Linked DNA regions of Homo sapiens: all the other regions are linked to region 2. Evidence: chromatin contacts called from ENCODE Hi-C or POLR2A ChIA-PET data. All regions are on one chromosome and are shown on one strand. The core of a region is the stretch at or near the end of the contact, and the rest is flanking DNA. Distances in the headings are between cores, read along the strand shown.

Evidence for each region. A loop is a pair of places that touch in the nucleus more often than their neighbours do. ChIA-PET counts read pairs that join two places held with the same protein, here RNA polymerase II (POLR2A). Pooled maps may share reads with other maps.
Region 1: a loop to region 2 is called in a pooled map, with 5 times the contacts of the local background. The contact joins the promoter of LINC01814 here to the enhancer-like site in region 2. A Hi-C loop is called at or near these places in 1 of 168 maps with a recorded cell type or tissue (OCI-LY7), 8 of 37 single-sample maps with no recorded cell type and 8 of 50 pooled maps. POLR2A ChIA-PET finds 5 or more read pairs at or near these places in 1 of 52 experiments (OCI-LY7).
Region 3: a map of GM12878 shows a loop between it and region 2 (6-fold over the local background). The contact joins two enhancer-like sites. A Hi-C loop is called at or near these places in 2 of 168 maps with a recorded cell type or tissue (CD14-positive monocyte and GM12878), 9 of 37 single-sample maps with no recorded cell type and 8 of 50 pooled maps. POLR2A ChIA-PET finds 5 or more read pairs at or near these places in 1 of 52 experiments (GM12878).
Region 4: a loop to region 2 is called in a map of GM12878, with 2.0 times the contacts of the local background. The contact joins two enhancer-like sites. A Hi-C loop is called at or near these places in 2 of 168 maps with a recorded cell type or tissue (CD14-positive monocyte and GM12878), 28 of 37 single-sample maps with no recorded cell type and 12 of 50 pooled maps.
Region 5: a loop to region 2 is called in a map of GM12878, with 2.3 times the contacts of the local background. The contact joins two enhancer-like sites. A Hi-C loop is called at or near these places in 1 of 168 maps with a recorded cell type or tissue (GM12878), 10 of 37 single-sample maps with no recorded cell type and 12 of 50 pooled maps. POLR2A ChIA-PET finds 5 or more read pairs at or near these places in 2 of 52 experiments (GM12878 and OCI-LY7).
Region 6: a pooled map shows a loop between it and region 2 (3-fold over the local background). The contact joins two enhancer-like sites. A Hi-C loop is called at or near these places in 4 of 37 single-sample maps with no recorded cell type and 10 of 50 pooled maps. POLR2A ChIA-PET finds 5 or more read pairs at or near these places in 2 of 52 experiments (GM12878 and OCI-LY7).
Region 7: a loop to region 2 is called in a pooled map, with 2.7 times the contacts of the local background. The contact joins two enhancer-like sites. A Hi-C loop is called at or near these places in 1 of 168 maps with a recorded cell type or tissue (OCI-LY7) and 3 of 50 pooled maps. POLR2A ChIA-PET finds 5 or more read pairs at or near these places in 1 of 52 experiments (T-cell).

What each region holds. Positions count from the first base shown.
Region 1 is chr2:8,582,477-8,585,176 of GRCh38, reverse strand. LINC01814 (long intergenic non-protein coding RNA 1814) reads left to right here and starts at 1,385. Exons shown (of 6, transcript NR_110257.1): 1 at 1,385-1,460. RefSeq lists enhancers at 89-767, 768-1,447 and a silencer at 1,125-1,494.
Region 2 is chr2:8,300,706-8,303,405 of GRCh38, reverse strand. The region is part of intron 2 of LINC00299 (long intergenic non-protein coding RNA 299); the gene reads left to right. Among named protein-coding and RNA genes, the nearest start is that of LINC00299, 26 kb to the left of the region's middle. RefSeq lists enhancers at 1,015-1,074, 2,180-2,700. Within about 2 kb of position 1,250, at least 17 of the 41 ENCODE cell types and tissues checked have a DNase peak (open chromatin) inside an H3K27ac peak, as active enhancers do; they include GM12878 and OCI-LY7, where a contact is called at or near this core.
Region 3 is chr2:8,002,463-8,005,162 of GRCh38, reverse strand. No RefSeq gene overlaps it. Among named protein-coding and RNA genes, the nearest start is that of LINC00298, 27 kb to the right of the region's middle. Within about 2 kb of position 1,367, at least 14 of the 41 ENCODE cell types and tissues checked have a DNase peak (open chromatin) inside an H3K27ac peak, as active enhancers do.
Region 4 is chr2:8,604,532-8,607,231 of GRCh38, reverse strand. All of the region lies in intron 2 of LOC105373411 (a long non-coding RNA gene), which reads left to right. Among named protein-coding and RNA genes, the nearest start is that of LINC01814, 22 kb to the right of the region's middle. Within about 2 kb of position 1,436, at least 4 of the 41 ENCODE cell types and tissues checked have a DNase peak (open chromatin) inside an H3K27ac peak, as active enhancers do; they include GM12878, where a contact is called at or near this core.
Region 5 is chr2:7,824,392-7,827,091 of GRCh38, reverse strand. It overlaps LOC105373408 (a long non-coding RNA gene), which reads left to right. Exons shown (of 4, transcript XR_922750.1): 3 at 2,468-2,604. Among named protein-coding and RNA genes, the nearest start is that of LINC01871, 100 kb to the right of the region's middle. Within about 2 kb of position 1,296, at least 5 of the 41 ENCODE cell types and tissues checked have a DNase peak (open chromatin) inside an H3K27ac peak, as active enhancers do; they include GM12878, where a contact is called at or near this core.
Region 6 is chr2:7,846,745-7,849,444 of GRCh38, reverse strand. All of the region lies in intron 1 of LOC105373408 (a long non-coding RNA gene), which reads left to right. Among named protein-coding and RNA genes, the nearest start is that of LINC01871, 120 kb to the right of the region's middle. Within about 2 kb of position 1,449, at least 4 of the 41 ENCODE cell types and tissues checked have a DNase peak (open chromatin) inside an H3K27ac peak, as active enhancers do.
Region 7 is chr2:8,625,967-8,628,666 of GRCh38, reverse strand. The region is part of intron 1 of LOC105373411 (a long non-coding RNA gene); the gene reads left to right. Among named protein-coding and RNA genes, the nearest start is that of LINC01814, 44 kb to the right of the region's middle. Within about 2 kb of position 1,431, at least 6 of the 41 ENCODE cell types and tissues checked have a DNase peak (open chromatin) inside an H3K27ac peak, as active enhancers do; they include OCI-LY7, where a contact is called at or near this core.

The sequences.
Region 1 (2,700 bases), core at 136-2,635, 280 kb before region 2:
AAAAATTGTGGAAAAATATATAAAGCTTATCATTTTTATAATTTATATTTTATAATTCATATCAGAACCTGGCGATGTGAATTATATTCATAGGGTTGTGCAGCCGTCACCACTATCAACTTCCAGACCATTTTTATCCCTCCCAAGTAGAAACACTGCACCATGTTATGCCCATTCTACAGATGAGAAAACCGAGGCACAGAAAGATGAGGAAACTTGTTCAAGGTTATGCAACCAGTGTCTGGCAGAGCCCGTGTGTGAGCTCAGGTCATTTGGCTCAGAGCTGGTGCTCTTCACCTGCAGGAGGAGCTGGGTATTCTGTAGCCTCTAACTGAGAACCCATTCCGTGCCATGCTCTTTCCTTCGGCCATTGTAACAAGGCTGCAAGACAGACAACGATTGCTGTTCCCATTTTGCAGCTTAGGAAACCGAAGCTCAGGGAAGTTAGACAACTTTCTCAGGGTCACAGCCATGGTGAGCGGCAGAGCCAGCTTTTGACCCCGGGGTCTCACTGACCCCAGAGTTCACAGCAGAGTCGCAGAGCTTTCCTGGTGTCCAGCTTAGAGAGCACACAGTAGGTGCGCGGAGTGCGAGCTGAGCTGCCCTTCGAGATGCAGTTCCGAGGGAAGCCTAGGCCCGGGAGACCCCAGCGGGTCCTGCAGATAAAGGAAAGTTCTCCAGTCAGCCCCGGAGGAACGCTGATCCCGCTGATCCCGAGGCAGGGCCCGAGGTTCCTGTTCGGGGCCTCCCTGCTGTGAAGGAGTCCTGGACCCCCGAGAGGTCCATGGAATTCTGCAGGGGAAGGCCTGATATGGAGGCCTGTGGAAGTCACCGAGGAGCCCCTCTCATACCACCTCACACTTATTTCTTCAGGACTTCAAAGTGCCTCGCCGGGAGGAAACCATGGGGGTCTGCCTGAAGCTGTTAAAGTAGCCGGCAGGATTCGATGTGTGCCCTGATTGCCAGGGTAGGGGCGGGGGGTGTAAAAGAGAGAAAGATTATACACAGGCCTAGGAATGATGAAAGGTCTTAAGCAATGAGGGGGACTTGAAAAGAGGCGACCAACAGGTCGGCTGGTATGCCTGGAGACGGGAGGCGGTGCGTGTGGAGAGTAGCAAGCTGTGCGGAATGAGGCTGGGAAGGTGAGCCTGGAGGCCCTCCCTGAGGCTGGATTGTGGGAGGAGCGGTGGGCAGGACCTTGAACATGACCCTGCGAGGCGGGCCGGGAGGGGGCGTGGCATGCTGCGGCAGTGGGCGGGCTTTGGCTGGGGCTGGGCATAGTCACGGCAGTGGGCGAGGTGTCGCCTGGCCCCGCCCCGTGGGTCCCACCCCCGGGGTGCACCCCCCTCCCTGGAGCTCTGGCTGCGTGCTGGCTCCCAGAAGAGGAACCTGCTGCAGGCGCCGGCGCGGGCGGCGAGGACGACCTGTTTTTCTGACCCAGCCCGGAAGCGCTGGTGCAGGTGGTCTCTGAATGAGGGTTCCTCTTTGCCTCTGATGTCTGGAAGGGGAATTCAGCAAGAGGGACTCCAGTCTGGAGCTCTGACCCCAACTTCCTCAATCCAGGCCCTCAAAGAGGGCGGCCTGTGTCACCGGGCGCCGGATTCCCCGGGGGGTGCCCGGGGTTGGGGCGGCACATTCCCACCTGGAGTGCCCTCATGCCTGGCTATGCCGGACCTGCAGGGTCACACCCTCTCTCTGGACCTTTCCCTCCCCTGCACCCCCGCCCACGCCCCAGGCCCTCTGCTGCTTAAGCCATGGCCCTGGGTCTGTATCCTGACCTGGGCTGGTCATTGTTCTGCATTGGGTAGTTTAATTACAACTTTCTCTGCGCTTATCTGGTCTATGAGCTCGTGATCGCAGGGACCCTAGCACAGGGTCTGGGACTTACTGAGAGATCAGTAAATGTTCATGGATGGTGGACATGGGTGTGTAGGATGCCGGTCTCCTCCCCTGAGAAGGGGCTTGGGCAGAGGAGTCCCTAGTTCGCCAGGAGCAGCCTCGCCCCACCTGACCAGGCCTGGGACAAACCAACAGGTTGCTGTCCTGGAAGGAAAGGGGTGCCTCCTTCCACCTGGGGAGGCTGAGCTGCTTCTCTCCTCTTAGGCCCTGTGCTGCAAGGCGCCCATACCTCCAGTCCGCACCTCAGGAGTCCTTCCCGTGTCCTCTGGGAGTTCCTGCCCATGCTGGCTGAGGCCCCAGGTCTGCCTGGGAGCAGTCCCACAGAGGGAAGGTGGTGGAGGAAGGGGCAGGGATGCTGGCTGAGGAAAGGCCCTCTTTCCTACGATGGCTGTACCCAGGAAGCCGGCCGCAGGTTCCCTAAGCCGAGGCAGCGCTGGCTGTAGTTTCTCTGGGCTCCTGGGCTGGTGCACCTGCCCCTGCCTTCAGAACGGGCCCCTGTGCATGGCTGGCATCTGTGATTGGGGGTAGTGCGTGTTTCTGAGTAATGTGAAAAGAGCAGCTTCTTTGACTTCACCATTCCTAGAAAATGGCCTCAACTTGCTGGAAGAGTGGGGACAGAGGGTCTCAGTTTCTCATGTGAAGCTTGCAGGCCATTGTCTTCAGCACCCAGCATGTTTTGGGGCCTTTGAGGGACTTGAGGGGCTTTTTGAGGAACTCTGGGCATGGGGTTTTAGCCGAGGCTGAAAGTGGAGTTCCCAGGCTGCTGTGCTGAGTCCCAGCTCCCTGCAGCCTCCTGGGTCT
Region 2 (2,700 bases), core at 1-2,500:
ACCTTTTGGTGCTACCATGCTATGCATTGAGGGTCCAGGATGTGTAAGGCACTAGCACAGCACCTGAGATATTTTTGAGTGGTGGGGCAGAGAATGTGGTACAAAAAGATGAATGAGGCTGGATGCAGTGGCTCACGCCTGTAATCACAGTGCTTTGGGAGGCTGAGTGGGGAGTATTGCTTGAGGCCAGGAGTTTGAGACAGCACTGAGGGTCCAGGATGTGTAAGGCACTAGTACAGCACCTGAGATATTTCTGAGTGGTGGGACAGAGAATATGGTACAAAAAGATGAATGAGACTGGATGCAGTGGCTCACGCCTGTAATCACAGTGCTTTGGGAGGCTGAGGGGGGAGGATCGCTTGAGGCCAGGAGTTTGAGACCAGCCTGGTCAACACAGCAAGATTCTGTTTCTTACATTAAAAACAGCAACAACAACAACAACAACAACAACAACAAACAACCACCCATGAACAAGATCTAAGGAGTGCAGGGAAGGCAGTGGGTGCCTCTCAGCACACAGTGAGGCTGGTGCGCTGAGAGGTTTCCCCTCATTGGGATTTCTTTGTTCTCTTTGCTATTCCTCCCATTCAAGCAACCCTTTCTCTGCTCTTCCCTAGGTAAGGGGTGTGAGAGCAGAAAGACAAGCAGTCCTCTTTCGGCTGCAGTGACCATTGGGGTGCTCTGCCCAGGTCTCCCCGCTAGCTGCAGTGACAGTTGATGATGGCCATGGCAGAGCCCGCACTGGATGCCCCCTCCTGCTGCAGGGAATGGCCTCTTTTCAGGTCATATCCCCCAGGTTCTGAAACTGACCGAGGAAGGAACGCAAAGGCTCGGCCCTCTTGCCTCAACTTGGGACAACTCTGATGGGCCGTCCCAGCTCGAGAGCGCCACTTAGGATTGGCTGGGGGTGGCTCCAAGTGTAGCCTCGTTGCAGCCAGCTTCAGCTTCTGCAGCATCCTGCCTTTCTCACTTCTTTACAGGAGAATCTCCCGAGAACACCCTCTGATCAGCACTCTGCATGCAATTTCCATCTCAGACTCTGTTTCTAGGAAGACTTTCAGGCAGCTGACACTGGACGTGGTTGTGAGTTGCAGGCCCTAATGAAAAATTGGAGAGGAAGCAGGTGGCCGGCTGATGAAATGATAACCAGAAGGCCTGTGGGCTTGGGTGGCTGAGGCTGAGGCTACTGAGTGTTGAAGAGAGAGAGGCAGAGGCGCAGGATGACTCATCACTGGTTTCAGGCAAACTGTGAAAGCCAGAGCACTTCCTTGGCAGCATTTAAGAAAACCCCGATGATCTGCAGCTGGAAGGCAGGTTGGCTGGAGGACCAGTCTGAACCCTGAGTAGGTTAAGTTCTCAGTCCTTCAGACACAGGGCTCTAATGGGAAAGAGGTGAGACCCTTACACTTAGGGTGGGAGCCCTGGACAGTTGGGAACCCTGAACACTTACATGCCCCTGAGTCCCCTGGGCCTGCAGAAATGGCCTATTTCTCATGTCATGTAGAAGATTGTAGACTGCTTGAACCTGGGAGGCGGAGCTTGCAGTGAGCCCAGATTGCACCATTGCACTCCAGCCTGGGCAACAGAGCGAGACTCGGTCAAAAAAAAAAAAAAAAAAAAGCAAGACTTTCCTTTTCTGAAGATCATACAGAGGTCTCAAATGAGGTAGGTATCATACAAGACAATGCTTGACCCATCAGGATCTACCCTCATCTTTCCTGTTGGCAAAACCAAAGAATAACAAGAACCAAATCTCAGCACAGCCCGACTGGGGATGAGCTGGGCTGGCTTGGCCAAAAGGGGATATCAGGTGAAGGAGCTGTGGGGTCGAGCTAATATGTTGCAGAGGACCTGGGAATATATTCATGGGATTGGATCAAAGAGTGTAGATATAAAATCGAATAAGGTTGAGTTTATTGAGAGGGAGCAATCTAGGTGGTACAGGATTAAGCATCTTGGTCAAGATCCCTGGAGAGAATGCTAAGACTCAACTCAGATGTTGCTTAAAAGCCTAGAGAAAGCAGTGACCCACACTCAGGCAGATGGTGGAGAGAGGGACCAAATGGCTCAGAGAAGTGGCCATGCTGGAGTGGACATGCTAGCATCCATGGTGCTGACTATCTTCACGAGATGGCCTGGAGGACTTCCCATGTACAAAGGAATGCACTGGTGAGAGTGGCCCCAAAGTCACTGAGCTCAGGAATGGCTGTGCTCTATGTGCCAGAGCTGATGACAGATGATGAAATCACAGAACTGGCTCCTGGTAGCAACGGGGATGACAGGATCCTGGGATTACAAAGGCCAGGTGGTATGCTCACCATTGGATGCAAGGCAGAGGCCATGATCACAATGAGAGGCAAGATCAGTGGGGCACCCAGGGGGTTCCTGCCCTGCAGAGAGCTCTCAATAGGCTCATTGTTTTAGGAAGGAGATAGATGGGCACCCAACAAGGGCAATGCTTAATTTCTACAAGAAAGCACGTGTGGATTACCAGGAGGTACAAAAGTCAGGATCTTTTGCCTAGTTTCTTGAATGGAGCTAATTCTCAGCCCCAGAATCTGTTGACTGAAGGAGGAGCAGAGCTCTTCCCAGGAAGGATGGTACCATATTACAGCAGGTGCATTCAGCAATAATTCCCCCACTTCTCTCCTAAAGGTATCTAGGACATTTATTTAGGCAAATGCACACTGGGGAAAGACG
Region 3 (2,700 bases), core at 118-2,617, 300 kb after region 2:
AAAGAAAAAAGAAAGAAAGAAAAGAAAAGAATGCATTTTTATCCAGAAGATGGCGTGGTCAGTATCACTGGAGCCTGTCATTCTACCCAGATCCTTTCCCCAGCATATGTTAGATTTCCATTTGGATTCAGGCAGAATGAGTTCAAATCCCAGCTCTGTACGGACCATCTCTGTGACTCTGTGGAAATTGTTTATTCTATAATATACTTAACTTCTCGGGCTGCTTGTGAAAATTACAGGGGATAAAGTAAGTGAAGTGTCTGGAAAGTGGTGGTTAATTGGTCAGTAGTAATTGCCTTCCCTGGTTGTCAGGGGTCACCCTTTTTTTTAATCTAAAGGGGATGATCTAGACTCCAGTTCTGGGTCTATTTTCCCCCCAAATAAAATCCTATCCTCTCAAGAAGTAAAGTAAGAGAACAGTGAAAGTGTCGATGTCTATAATATTACCTAAATGTCTCCTGGGATACTGTGAATGGAGTGAGGGAGTTCATAAAAAATTCTAGCATTTCATTCATTTTCAGCTGCTGTCTCTGATATATGGAAGGCTGTAATTTCACAAGGAAGTGAAACCTTACCTCCTACCAGGTGTCAGTATATTTTAAGCAAAGAGATATTACAACTCGGGAATTATTGAAAACCTATGTTCTTTCCCTGCAATTGCTCGAGGCAGATTTTGAAAGCCACATTTTGAAATCAGCCTATGACGTCATCAGAACTAGCTGTAATCGAGGTGACACAGTTGATGACTCTCTGGGTAGGGCTGGTGTGGGAGATAGTGATAAACATTTGGCCTGAAGAAAGCTGGAAGACAGATCTATTTTTAGATTTTTATTATGCAGTTTTATCTTGAGTCTCTTTAAAATTGTGCAACTCTCAACTCTCCAAACAAATGAACATTTCATTGCTCTGTATTCTAAAACAATTTCTTAAAAACTTGCTTTCTGTCTTTTTCTCAGCTCTCTATCTCTCAAAAGATTAAAAATCAGAAGGTAAATTGCTTGTGTCCTTTTCATGCACCCAATTTCAGCTCATTTTAAGTGTTTAATTTACTTAAATAGCCTTCAATTCATCTTGGAACTATTTCGACTTAGCAAGAAAATATAAGAACATATACGATTTACTGCCGTAATAGCGTCTTGGAGAGGTATGTAGTGTGTGTGTGCACGTGTGTGTGTGAGTGTGTGTTTGTCTCCCCCAAGGAGCAGCAGCAGTGCCTGGTATTCACTCTGTTCCTATTTTTGTCTTTTGTCATCACTGCTGTAACTGAGCCCACTGTCATCTGGTAGGAATATTTACCCGCTGGATCTGACTTGGCTGGGTAGCGGTGAACACACATCTGGAGTCTAGACTTGGCGGCTCTGTGGGCAGGCTCGCAGCCCAGGGCTCCATCAGCCCCAGGGCTCCAACACTCCGGCGCCCTGCTCTGTTGACATAGCTGGTGGGCTGCCTCATCAGTTTCAGCTGCCTGACCCCCTGGTCCCCCAGCCTCCCCCATCCCTGCCATATCCCAGCTCTGTGCACTTTGGAGAGCCACCAGAGGAGCGCCTCTTCTGCTTCCTTCTGCGAGCCCCCTCTACTCAGGATGCTTTGCTGGAGAAGAAGGGAAGGAGGAATCCACGTTAATGTGAAACCTGCAGACAGTGATTCTGCTTCAGAGATAAGGGGTTGCTTTGGATGGGAGAGGAGCTCTGATAAAAGCACTAAGCGTAAGAAAGAAAAAATCTGATGGGGTAAAACAGATATATACCTTGGAATATATGATTTGGGTTTAAATCTTATACCCAGCTGTTACACCAGATGTGTGGCCTGGAAAGTCTTTGAGGCTCAAATTCATTATCTATAAATTCAGGGGAAGAGTGATGACCGCAATAAGTTGTTGGGCAGGATACAAACCTGAATAAAGACAAAAGGTCTAGTTCAATGTCTGCCTTAAAGCGACAAATAAAAATCAGTTCCCTTTTTCCTGGTCAATGTTTCATTTACACAAGTCAGAGTGATTCTTTGACCCAAGGCAAGCAAAACATCCTTGAGATTTGCTGAAAATAGAGGGCGCTTGGGGGAAACATTCATGTGAAATGAGAAGTTTTTGAAAAAGATCCCACAGCAATATCTGCTTTTAGATAGAAGGTAACAGAGACAGAGGCGATCACATTCTTGTGGCGGCAGCATTTCCCATGTGGGATCTTGTTTTCTCTTGTCTATTTTTATAAAATGATACTAGCGTGAGGCTTTGATAATGGGTTGGTGACTTCTATAGAATGAGGCTGAGCCCCCTGGGAGTTGAGGCTCCCCTGAAACGTCAATTTTGAGATTTGAGAGATTCTTAATACACATGCATTGGTCTATGCGTTAACAGCAATGGGTTCTTAGTGTATTTCCCTCACAAGGAGGCTAAATCACACTGTTTACAGTTATTTGCATATGTGTCTAATCAGTTATATCTGCAATAAAATGATACCTAAATCAATTTCTTGCAAAAAGAATTATTTGGATGTCTACCCAGCAAACAAAAGTGTTTGAGAAATTATAAGTTTCTTTTGAAAGTCTATTTTATTATACTGTGGTTGGCAAACCACGGCCTGCAGCCCACAGACAGAAACTGTGGATCTGCATCCAAGCCTGAAATATGTATCCTCTGGTTCTTTACAGAAATGTTTGTTGATGCTTGTAATTGTATAAATAAATAACAATAAAAAGTGT
Region 4 (2,700 bases), core at 187-2,686, 300 kb before region 2:
CTGGACTCACCCGGCTAGGAATTTCTCTCTTAAAATAAAATGGATTTGCTTTGTGCTTTACGGGGATTCCCTTAAAGCGTTTCTCATCTTAATCCTGGGGAGGAAGTGGTACTCAGTATTTTGTTTGTGGGCAACAGAGAATTTAACTTTCTGGGCCTAAGTGACAGACTCAGAGACGAAGATGAAGGTTGGAATTTGGTGTCTTTTAATCTCTACCCCCTGGTTTCATCTGTTCTCAGTGTCCCTGAAGCAATGGCCTAGACAGGGTTGATGTATTCATGAATCTGAGGGACTTTCACGTGAACTTGAGGCAGGCTTGGTCTGCATGCTGCTTTGTAGCATAAAGCTTGGACCTGTGTGCAAAGTGACAGTGCAACGAGTTTCAGCCCATCCCAAGAGAGAACACAGGCCTTTAGAGCTGCCTGTGGGGCGCTGACTGGTGTCATGCCCGGGTGGTCCAAGGTCTGCAGGACCCTCTACCAAGGGCACTTCTTGGACAGGGCTCCTGACTGTCTCTCCCACCTCTGATCTTCCCCCTGTCATCTTGGTGTTAAGATGACTGGAGCAAGGGCTTCGCTCCTGGGACTCATTCTGGGTTAAACTGAAGGGAGAGTGAGTTAGAACCCAGCGCCTTAGGGAGAAGCAGATGTCGTCTACCTGCACAGACTCTGTTTCCCCTCATCTGAAGAAGCCTCAGTCCTCCACATGTTATCACCTTCTCTAGGGCCCAGGCCCAGTGGAAGCTTTTACGGGGAGGTTTCAGAGCACAGTTTCAACCAAGAGCAAACATGTAGTAGCTTCAGGGTTTCAGAAAGCTGATTTTCTGCCCACAGCACAGTTTCGGGCCTCCTGAGAATGCTTTTCTTGGACACAGTGATCTTTGGTACAAAGAAGGGCAGAGAGGAAATGGCGTGTGGATGAAGAACTGTGCCTGTTTTAGTGACTGGCGGGACATATAGGCGACTGTAGCTGCCACACTTTGTGCCTATGAATTACTCAAGCCGGGACTTTAGGTTTATGATAAATAATAATAATAATTCAGGTTTGACCGTTCCTATTTGGGTGTAAATAGAAATCTCTGATTAGGTAGTAGAGTATTTGAACCTATAGTTTGATTTGAATTCTTCAAGCAATGTGATTTTTCTCCCTAAATCAACACACTATCTGAAATCCCCCTATGAACATTGCCTTTTGTTATGAAATGCAAGGAGAAAGCACTCAGCTTGTTCTCTAAGTTCATCTTAATGTTTTTCTTGTGACTGTCTGTAGGAAATTCAAAAGTTCTAGGAGATAGAGTCCCTGTAAATCACTGTTTGGGTTTAAAATGACCTGTAAATAATGACTCATCACAATGTACTCGTAAGTATAGTTAGCATCACTTAACGACGGGGATCCGTTCTCAGAAATGCATCATTAGGTGATGCCATGGTGAGGCCGTCCCAGAGCAGTCACACACACCTTTGGCAGAGCCCGCTACACACCTGGGCTATGTGGTGTAGCCTATTGCTCCTTGTCTTCAAACCCGAACAGCATGTCACTTTGCTGAATACTTTAGGCAATTGTCACACAATGGTATGAATAAGTGTTTATATAAATATAGAAAAGGTCCAGTAAGAATATGGCATAAAAGATGAAAACCTAGTACACCCATCTAGGATGCTTACCGTGAATGGAGCTTGCAGGACTGGAAGTTGCTTTGGGTGAGTGAGTGAGTGAGTGGTGAGTGAGTGTGAAGGCTTAGATATTAGTGTACATTCCTGTAGACTTTGTAAACACTGTACACTTCAGCTATGTTAAATTTATAAAAAAAAATTTCTTGCTTCAATAATAAATTAACCTTAGCTTATTGTAACATTTTTACTTAATAAACTTTCTATTTTTTCAACTTTTTGACTTTTTTGTAATAACAGCTTAAAACACAGACACAATGTACAGCTCTACAAAAATATTTTATATCCTTATTCTATACGTTTTTTTTCTATTTAAAAATTTTTAAAAATTTGACTTTTTTGTTAAAAGCTAAAACACACACACATTATCCTAGGCCCACCCAGGGTCAGGATCATTAATATCACTGTCTTGCATCTCCACATCTTGTCCCACTGGAAGGTCTTCAGGGGCAGAAACACACATGGAGCTGTCATCTGGTATGATAGCAATGCCTTCCTCTGAAATATCTCCTGATGGACCTGCCTGGGGCTGTTTTATAGTTAACTTTTGCTTTTTAATAAGTAGAAGGAGGCAGGGTGCGGTGGCTCAGGCCTGTAATCCCAGCACTTTGGGAGGCCGAGGCGGGTGGATCACCTGAGGTCAGGAGTTTGAGACCAACTTGGCCAACCTGGTGAAACCCTTTCTCTAGTAAAAACACAAAAATTAGCTGGGCGTGGTGGCGGGTGCCTAAAATCCCAGCTGCTTGGGAGGCTGAGGCAGGAGAATCGCTTGAACCTGGGAGGCAGAGGTTGCAGGGAGCCGAGATTGCACCACTGCCCTCCAGTCTGGGTGACAGAGCGAGGCTCCGTCTCAAAAAAAAAAAAAAAAAGGTGGAAGCAGTATACTCTAAAATAACGATAAAACATATAGTAAGTACATAAATTAGTACAACATACTATATTATGATAATAGTCATTTATTATCATTATCAAGTATTATGTACTATTCACAATTCTATGTGCTAGATTTTTATACAACTGGTAGCGCAGT
Region 5 (2,700 bases), core at 47-2,546, 480 kb after region 2:
AAATGTTCATTTCCGTTTAAAAATGTAGTGTTACATAGTAGAATGGTAGCCTTTCAAAACATATGCCCACATCCTATTCCCTGGAACCTGCAACCTTACTTGGAAACAGAATCTTTGCAGATGTAAACAACTTAAAGACCTCGAGATGAGATCATCTGTATTATTTGAGTGGGCCCTAAATCCAATGACAAGCATATTATAAGAGACACACAGACGAAAGGCAGGCACAATACTAGGAAGCAACTAACCAGAGAGGCAGAGATTGGAGTGATGCGGCCATAAGCCAAAGGCCAGCTGGAGCTGCCAGAAGCTGGAAGAGGCAAAGGAAGAAAGTATCTGTTGCTTTGGAGGCACTAAAAGGACACCTTGATTTTGGACTGCCGGCCTCTAGAATATGAAAGAACACATTTCTGTTATTTTAAACCACCAGTTGGTGGTAAGTTTTTACATCAGTCTCAGAAAACTAATTTAAAAACTTTAAAGTATTAATAGATGGATACTTATGTATTATGATGAAAAGTATCTATCTGCCAACGCTGGACTCTGTAAGTGCTTAAAATATAACTGCAACTTCTCCTGGATAGAGCAAAGGATTTGATTGCTAAATCTTTTGGACCAATCATGAGTTTATGACAGTGGACAAGTTTGCTTGTAGGTAAACCTCACTTTCTTCATCTCTAAAACGTGGTTAACAAAACACCATTCAGAGTAATTATTACAATTTGACATAATGCATTAAAAAGTTTACACAGTTCCCAGCACACAATAAGCACGTGATAAATATATTCCATACACACAGATACACAAAAGGACATGGTACCTGGGGCCACGCTGATTGACATCTGGCAGCTTCTAATTTCATTATGTGGTTCAGTAAGACAAGTGCTATTGTACAAAAGTAAAGCTAACAAGCTTAAACCAAAGTTTATTTTTTTCTTCATATGACTCAAAAAGAAATAACATCAAAGAAAAATCAGTTACAATTACAAAATGACTAAACTATAAGAAAAGTGTAAGGACCTTTTGTATCGGCTATGAATGAGAACATACTTTCCCAAAAGCTGTCTTTAAAAGCTGTGAACACCAGAGAAAAGCAGTGCCGCACACCCAGGTGCTCTCTGTGGGCGTGCTCTGCAGATGACTTGGGGTTAGGAAAGTGAGTTTCTAGAATTCTTGGCTTGTGCATCTGAGAGGTACTTTCCTCGGCTTGTTTGTTTTGCGTGAAGAGTTGCTAGGAATGATTCAGAATGTACATGTTTGTGTAGTGAAAGTCCTGGGGTTCTGGCATCCAGTGAGGGTCCTGGCCCCTGTACAAAGTCTTCTTTCTCATGTGGGAGCTGGCTGCTCCCCGGAAGTGGGTATAAAAGTCAGACAGCATTCCTCTCATTCCCAACCAAACAGGTCTCTCACAGAGAGGGAAATAAATGTCCCACTGGCCTGTGTGGGGGCGTTCCGGAAAAGGGCCTATTTCCATTCTCCAGGCACTTCTACAACTGCCCTGATGTCTGGAAGAGCCTTCGTGATTGGTGAAAATACAACTGATTTTCTAGTAGAAATATAGCTTCCCTCCAGAAGATCTATTCCACCTGAGCAAGAAGCTGGTTCTTTAGGCTGAGGATGGTATGGAGACTGTCTTAGTCTGTTTTGTGCTGCTATAACAAAATACCAGAGACTGAATAATTTGTAAATAACAGAAATGTATTCCTCACAGTTCTGGAGGCTGGGAAGTCGAAGACCAAGGTGCCAGCAGATTTGGTGTCTGGTCTGTTTCTAAGGTGGCACCTTGTTACTTCATCTTCCAGAAGATACAAAGGATGTGTCCTCACATGACAAGGCCAAGTGAGCTGAATACTGCTTGAAGTCTCTTCTATAAAGGCCTCAATTCCATTCTCAAGAGAGGGGCCCTCATAGCTTAATCACCTCTTAAAGGTCTCATCTCTTACTACCACCACATTGACCATTAAGATTCAACACCTGAAGTTTGGAGGGGACCCATTCCAACCCTAGCAGGGATTACCTCTCCTGTCCTTCCACTCATCAGTGAAAGGATGCCTCTGTCCCCCTCTCCTGTTTCTGGACCTATTAGATTTAAGGACATTTAGAAAGGGAGAAATGGCTGAGGAAGTTAAAAAAAAATGGTTTGATAAACTGTGGAATAAAAATAATCTCCATAGAACTTAATTGGTACTTTTTACTTGAGGGAAATCCATGTGGCCCCAGTTAGCATGATTATTTTTGGTCATGCTTGACATCTATGTTTGCAAGAATATTAATTTATTTGGCTGACAAGCCATGAAATGTCTATCTTTATGTTTCCCATTTGGTTATTCATCCTATGCATTAGGGAAAACACAAAGAAACCTAAAGACACCAGTAGGTGGTCCAAGTGGGGAGGCAAACACTGGCAACTGACACATCTTGCTATGTGTAAAAATCTATGCTCACGTCGCTCTGTTTTATTCCACAGGTTGTGCTATTAGAGATTAGAGGAGTTAATGTAGGTGCAGCTTCCTCACAGAAAATGCAAGACACACAAGGGCTGCTTTCAGCATTCTGCTTGATCGTGCACAGCTAGACGCAGAGCACTCAGGAGCACACAGGAGGGTAATAAAAATCACATCCACCATGCTTTCTGGTTTGCAAAAGCCCTTTGGGAATGTCATCTCATGTGCCTGAATGCAGTGCTCCCTACCTCTGCTT
Region 6 (2,700 bases), core at 200-2,699, 450 kb after region 2:
CTTTTAAAATAGCTGACGATGACTCTTAATTATCTAAAATAATTATATGTAATTGAGATCTGGCACAGGCTGGAGAAAGAAATCAAGCTTTTTATATTTGTCTCCTCATTGAGTTTAGCTCACTTAATCCACTGGATACACATCTACCCTTACAACAAATACTTACTGAGAAACTATTACAGATAAGACATGGTCCTGAGGAGCAAGGGCCTGCGGATACAAATTGTTCAATGATCTCTAACCTCTGGCATCTCAGTCCAACAGTGGGAATGGTGGCTCAGCAACTCAATACAGCATAACACCAAGAGGGCTGTCATAAAAGGACAAACACATTAAAAATTACTATGGAGAAGGATGAAGGTAATTGTCTAGGTGGCTGGCAGCTGTGGCCTATGCCCTTGTGTGCCCATGCTGTGGTCTCTACTAACACTCCATGATGGGAAATGCCCCAGGAGACGGATCCTGCCTGTGGGTAGTGGGTGCTTTTGAAGAAAGTGAGATGGAAACAGACTAGCTAGGAAGCCACTGGATGTGGGGCAGGATGGTGTGTAGGGACAAAAAGAAAAGACAAGAACCCGTTTTGATAGAATTGCTCACTGGGAACATCTTTTTTTATGAATATCAAACTAATTCTCCAAGTCAGCCTGGAGTGCAGAGTGGCCAGTGGGAATGCATGCCGCTGAAATTGCTTAATTAAAGGCATGATATCCTGTGTTCATTTAATGCTTTACTTCATGGTCACTGTTTCTTATCTCACAGCAAGGTCCAGGCCTCAGCATCATGCAGAGAACACTGCATCATCCAGAGGCCAGCATCAGAGCCTCCTGGGTAACTGCAGGAAGGGGTCCTCGTCTTGGTGGCCCCAAGTGGAACACCTTTCAAATGAATGCCCCCACCTATAGGGTGGGTGTATGGAGGGTGAAGGAGAAGCGATCACACTTATGGTTTCAGGACCCAGGGAAGATAAAAAAGCAGAGGTGACTGAGCGTCTGGGGAAGAAGGTGATAAACAGCTTCTCAGAGCTTGCAGCACAGACAGCTCCATTCATAACTTGTTAAATGGAAGCTCAGGAATGCTTTCAACAAGCGGGGACATCTTATCTGCAGCATGGATGAGAAATTTCACTCACAACAAAGCTCAGCATAGAAAGGGCTCTTATCTCAGAGTCCAGAATGAGGATATTAGTAACACTGCCTGCTTCTTTCTCAAACCCTATTAGCGTCAGGTAATAGGTTTCACCAGTGGCTTTTAGCATTTGCTCAGCTGCAGAGAGCTACTGAAAAAGAAAGTTTCTTTGGAAACAAGAAGACTTATACTGAGAAACATTACCCGATCATTGAGGTTGCTATTGATTCAGGTATTTCTGAATAGTTGCCTGGAAAGCATTTCTGTAGAGTGAGTCAGGCTTTTGCCCTTCACTTTTGTTTTGAAGATGAGAGTAGTTGCTTCTGGGCAAGGTTTCAGGAAGCCAACATACACACACACACACACACACACACACACACACACACAAAACTGTGTATGTGTGTGTTTCTGTGAATGTACGTCTTTATGTTTTTATGCTTTACTGAAATCGTTTGAAACTAAGGGAATACATGAGGAAGCTTCTAGGGATCCCTGAAGTTCATGAATTTGTATAGAAGACATCTGTGGCTTTTTAAAATTTGTACTGGAGAGCAGGGTCATGCTCTAATTAATGACACGAGTAAATATACAAAGCACTTCTGCCTACATTACTGGAGAAAAGGCCTGAAAGAGGTAGGTGAGAGCTATGCTTTCTATAAGGTTGGAGCAAACAACAAATGCAAAAGCCCTGAGTTAGGAACGTTCCTGAGATGCTCCAGAAATAGCCAGGAGGGCAGTGTGGATGGAGCAGCGTGAGTGAGGAAGGGAGTTGTAAGTGATGAGGCCAGAGAGAACTGATGTGTAATGGTATGGGTACGGCTTACACACCATCACACATCAGTTCTGGTGGCCAGTGCAGTGGCTCCCGCTTGTGATCCCAGCTACTGGGGAGGCCAAGGCAGGAAATATAGCTTGAGACCAAGAATTTCAGACCTGCCTGGGCAACATAGTGAGACCCTGACTCTACAAAAAAATTAAAAAAAAAAAATGCCTGATGAACCATTCTAAGAATTTCAGCTTCTGTATCTGTGTGAGATGAAAAGCCAAGGGAAGCTTTTGAGTCCAGAAGTGTCGTGATTGGATTTTCATTCTGAATGATTTCCACAGGTTGTCCTGTTGAGAATAGAATTAAGGAGGTTGGGGGATAGAGAGGCTCAGGGTTGATCAAGGGGTGATTGCAATCATTGAGGTAAGAAATTATGGGGATTTCACTTAAACTAGAAGCCATGGAGGAGATTAGATGAAGCCATTTTCTGGATGTGTTCTGTGGAGCCACTAGGATTGTTGATGGATAGGTTATAAGCGTCAAAGAATGAACGGAACCATGGATGACACTGATTTCCAAAGCAATCTCTCCATCTTTTTTTATTTAAAAATCCTGGCACCCCAGCGGCTTTGATCTTGGAAGCTGGTGAGCAGCAGTGGCCTCACACTCGTGGTCCATGCCCATGAGGAGCTGTTCCCTGCAGAGGAGGCTCCTGGCTCTGGTAGTCACCTTCTGCAGGGATCATGGGGCCAAGGGCCCACTTAGGGAAATCCCACACCCACTGATCTGTCCTGATCGAATCCTGAATG
Region 7 (2,700 bases), core at 182-2,681, 330 kb before region 2:
TGGGACCGACTGATGTAGATGGCAGGGACACAGGGTTTGGCTGAGACCAGCCCTGTGCCAGCCAGGGGAGGGAGGCTGACCCCAGTGTAAGAGGAGCTCAGGAGATGAAGAATGGAGACCACCAGGAACCGTCCAACTGCCTTCTCCGTGCCATGTCAGTGAGGGTTGCGCAGGTGCCTGGCCCAGTCAGCCCTGGGAGGCCCTAGTGCATGACTCCCGGGCGTCTGCCTCGGGGCATCCCTGCTGCTCCTTCCTCTTCACCTCCTAAGCCACCTCCCAGGCCTTGGTGCTGAAGGAGTGGCCAGAACTAAGGAGGGGCTGCCATCAGGTGGATGGGGCATCCATGAGGGTGCAGCGGAGGGACGCCCTGCTGGGAGGGAGCTCGGAGCTTGAGGGGGCTGCCGGAAGGGCCTGGCTAGGCCTGATTCTGGGTCTGCTTGGAGCCTGCACTGCCAGCAATAGTCTCTTAAAGCTGAGGGTTTTTTTTTTTTCTGCCAAAAAAATGTTTTCAGTAGTAGATGCCACTTCCACAGAGATCTGAGGTGCACACAGCCTGGAGTGCGAGGTTCGTGGGGGTTGGGAAGATGCTGTTACCTGGTAAACGTATCTTTCAGGGGACAGGTAAGTCCCCAGGTCTTTGGAAGGCAAGCATCAAGAAGTGAGGGTGGAACCAGGGTGGGGCAGGTCCTGCTTGGATCCTTGCAGACTTTGCCCCGGCTACCGGCTGCTCCCTGTCGTGCGCCTGGCGTGCTGGGTCCCCGCGGCTGCTGTGCTGGGGAGCCCTCTGCAGGGCGGCCTCCTCCGGGCCACCCTCCTTACATCAGCGGAGGCCACTGAGGATCCACTGCAGGCATTTTCTGACACTCAGGGCGGAATGACACTTAGAATGTCCTTTGGTGATTCTGGCGCTTGAGATTCTGTTGAGGCAGGGAGTGTGGCCGAGGGGAGACCCTAGAGTAAGACCTGGGGTAGCATCCCTTTTTTTCTGCTCTCTAGGGGGTGGCGTTGAGGCTGCTCTTGCTAAAATGCTCCCTTTCTTTTGCTTGTCTGTGAAGTCCCACAGCTGTAAGGGAGAAATGAGGGCTGCACGAGGCTGTTCCCCTCAAAGTCTGGGGTTCCCTTGCAGGCAGGGTTCTGAGGGTCCCCGGTGCCAGAGGCCTGGGTTCCACTCCCGCTGGGTCACAGGCACGTTGTGAGGCTGAGGCTGTGGTCCCGTTCCGCATGGCACAGGCTCACACAGGGGAGCTGAGGACCCCCACACGGAGGGGACTGCGTTCCCAGGAAGCCCCCCGTTCCCCCGGCGCTCAGCCTCGGAGGCATTCAGCCTTGGAGGTTTGATGGGGGGGACAGGGAACGGGGTCCTCTCTCTGTTTACCCGCGCCTCCTGGGTCACTCACTGCAAGCTGGGACTTAGCGCAGATAGCACTTGATTGCGCCACTCCCTGCTCAGAGAAGGCCCTGTAATCCGGAGGTTTCCTATTTGTTTTTTAGTTTTATGGGCATTTAGTAAAATGGCTATGATTACGGCCTGTGTGTTTAGCTGTAGAGGCAAATTACATTGATAGCCCTTTCCCCTCTCTCTCTCCCTCTCTCTCTCCCTCTCTCACACACACACTCACACACTCTCTCACATACACTCACACACACACACACATCACTCACACATGTACTGACACACAATCATACACATACAAACACACTATTGCTATCACACAGACACACATGCTCACCCTCACACACAGTCATACACTATCACTCACAGACTCCCACACACAGACTCCCACACACACTCCCACACACACTCACATACTCTCACACTCCACACACACAGTCATACTCTCAGACACACACTCTCAGACTCCTCACACATACTCTCACACACATTCTCATACACACACACACTCACTGTCACAGACACACTCTCGCACACCCCGCTCATCCACTCCACTCTCTGCCGCCTCGTCTCAGCTGGGCCTGCAGCTCCGCTGTGAGCTGTGAGCCACAGGCTGTGAGGAGCGCAGCCACCCCTGCTCTTGGGGGCCGTGGTCTCCTGGGGGGTTTGTCGGGGGTGAGTGTGGGTGCTCCAGTGAGGGTCCTAGCGTTCCCTCCAACCCGCTTCATGTCCCGCTCTGTCTACTGGGGTTCTTCATGAGCCCCATTTCATTTGAAGAAAGGATTGGATAGCTAAAAAGAATCTGAATCCGTCTAAAAAGATTTTGGAAATTCCTGCCCACCCCCAACCCAGGTCTGAGGCACATGTGAGTAGATTTAAGCATGTCCACAGCCAGCGCTTCAAGGCAGGTGTGAGTGGGATCTAGGGCTGGACACAGAGGGGCTGTCCTTGTGGGCTGGGGGCCTGGAAACCGTGCTCCAGGGGTGAGAGGGCCTTCCTCTTTGGAACGCTTTCTGGGACACCTGCAACTGTTTTCTGTCCTCACAGCAGCGCATCTGTGGTCCCCGCATCTGGCCTGCGTCCATCGTCCACCAGTCTGCTCACCTCCAGGCAGCCCCGTTTTCTAGGGCTGCCTCCGGTCCCACCCAGCGCTCCTGGTGGCTGTGCCTGGTGACTGGGACGACTTGGCAGTGTGGTCAGCGGCATGGCCTCGTAAACTCCAGCTTCTGGAAAGGAGCTGGGCCTGGGCCTGAACGATGGTGGTAGGACCCACTGCTGGACCCGGCCAGGTGGGTGGCACGGGCTGG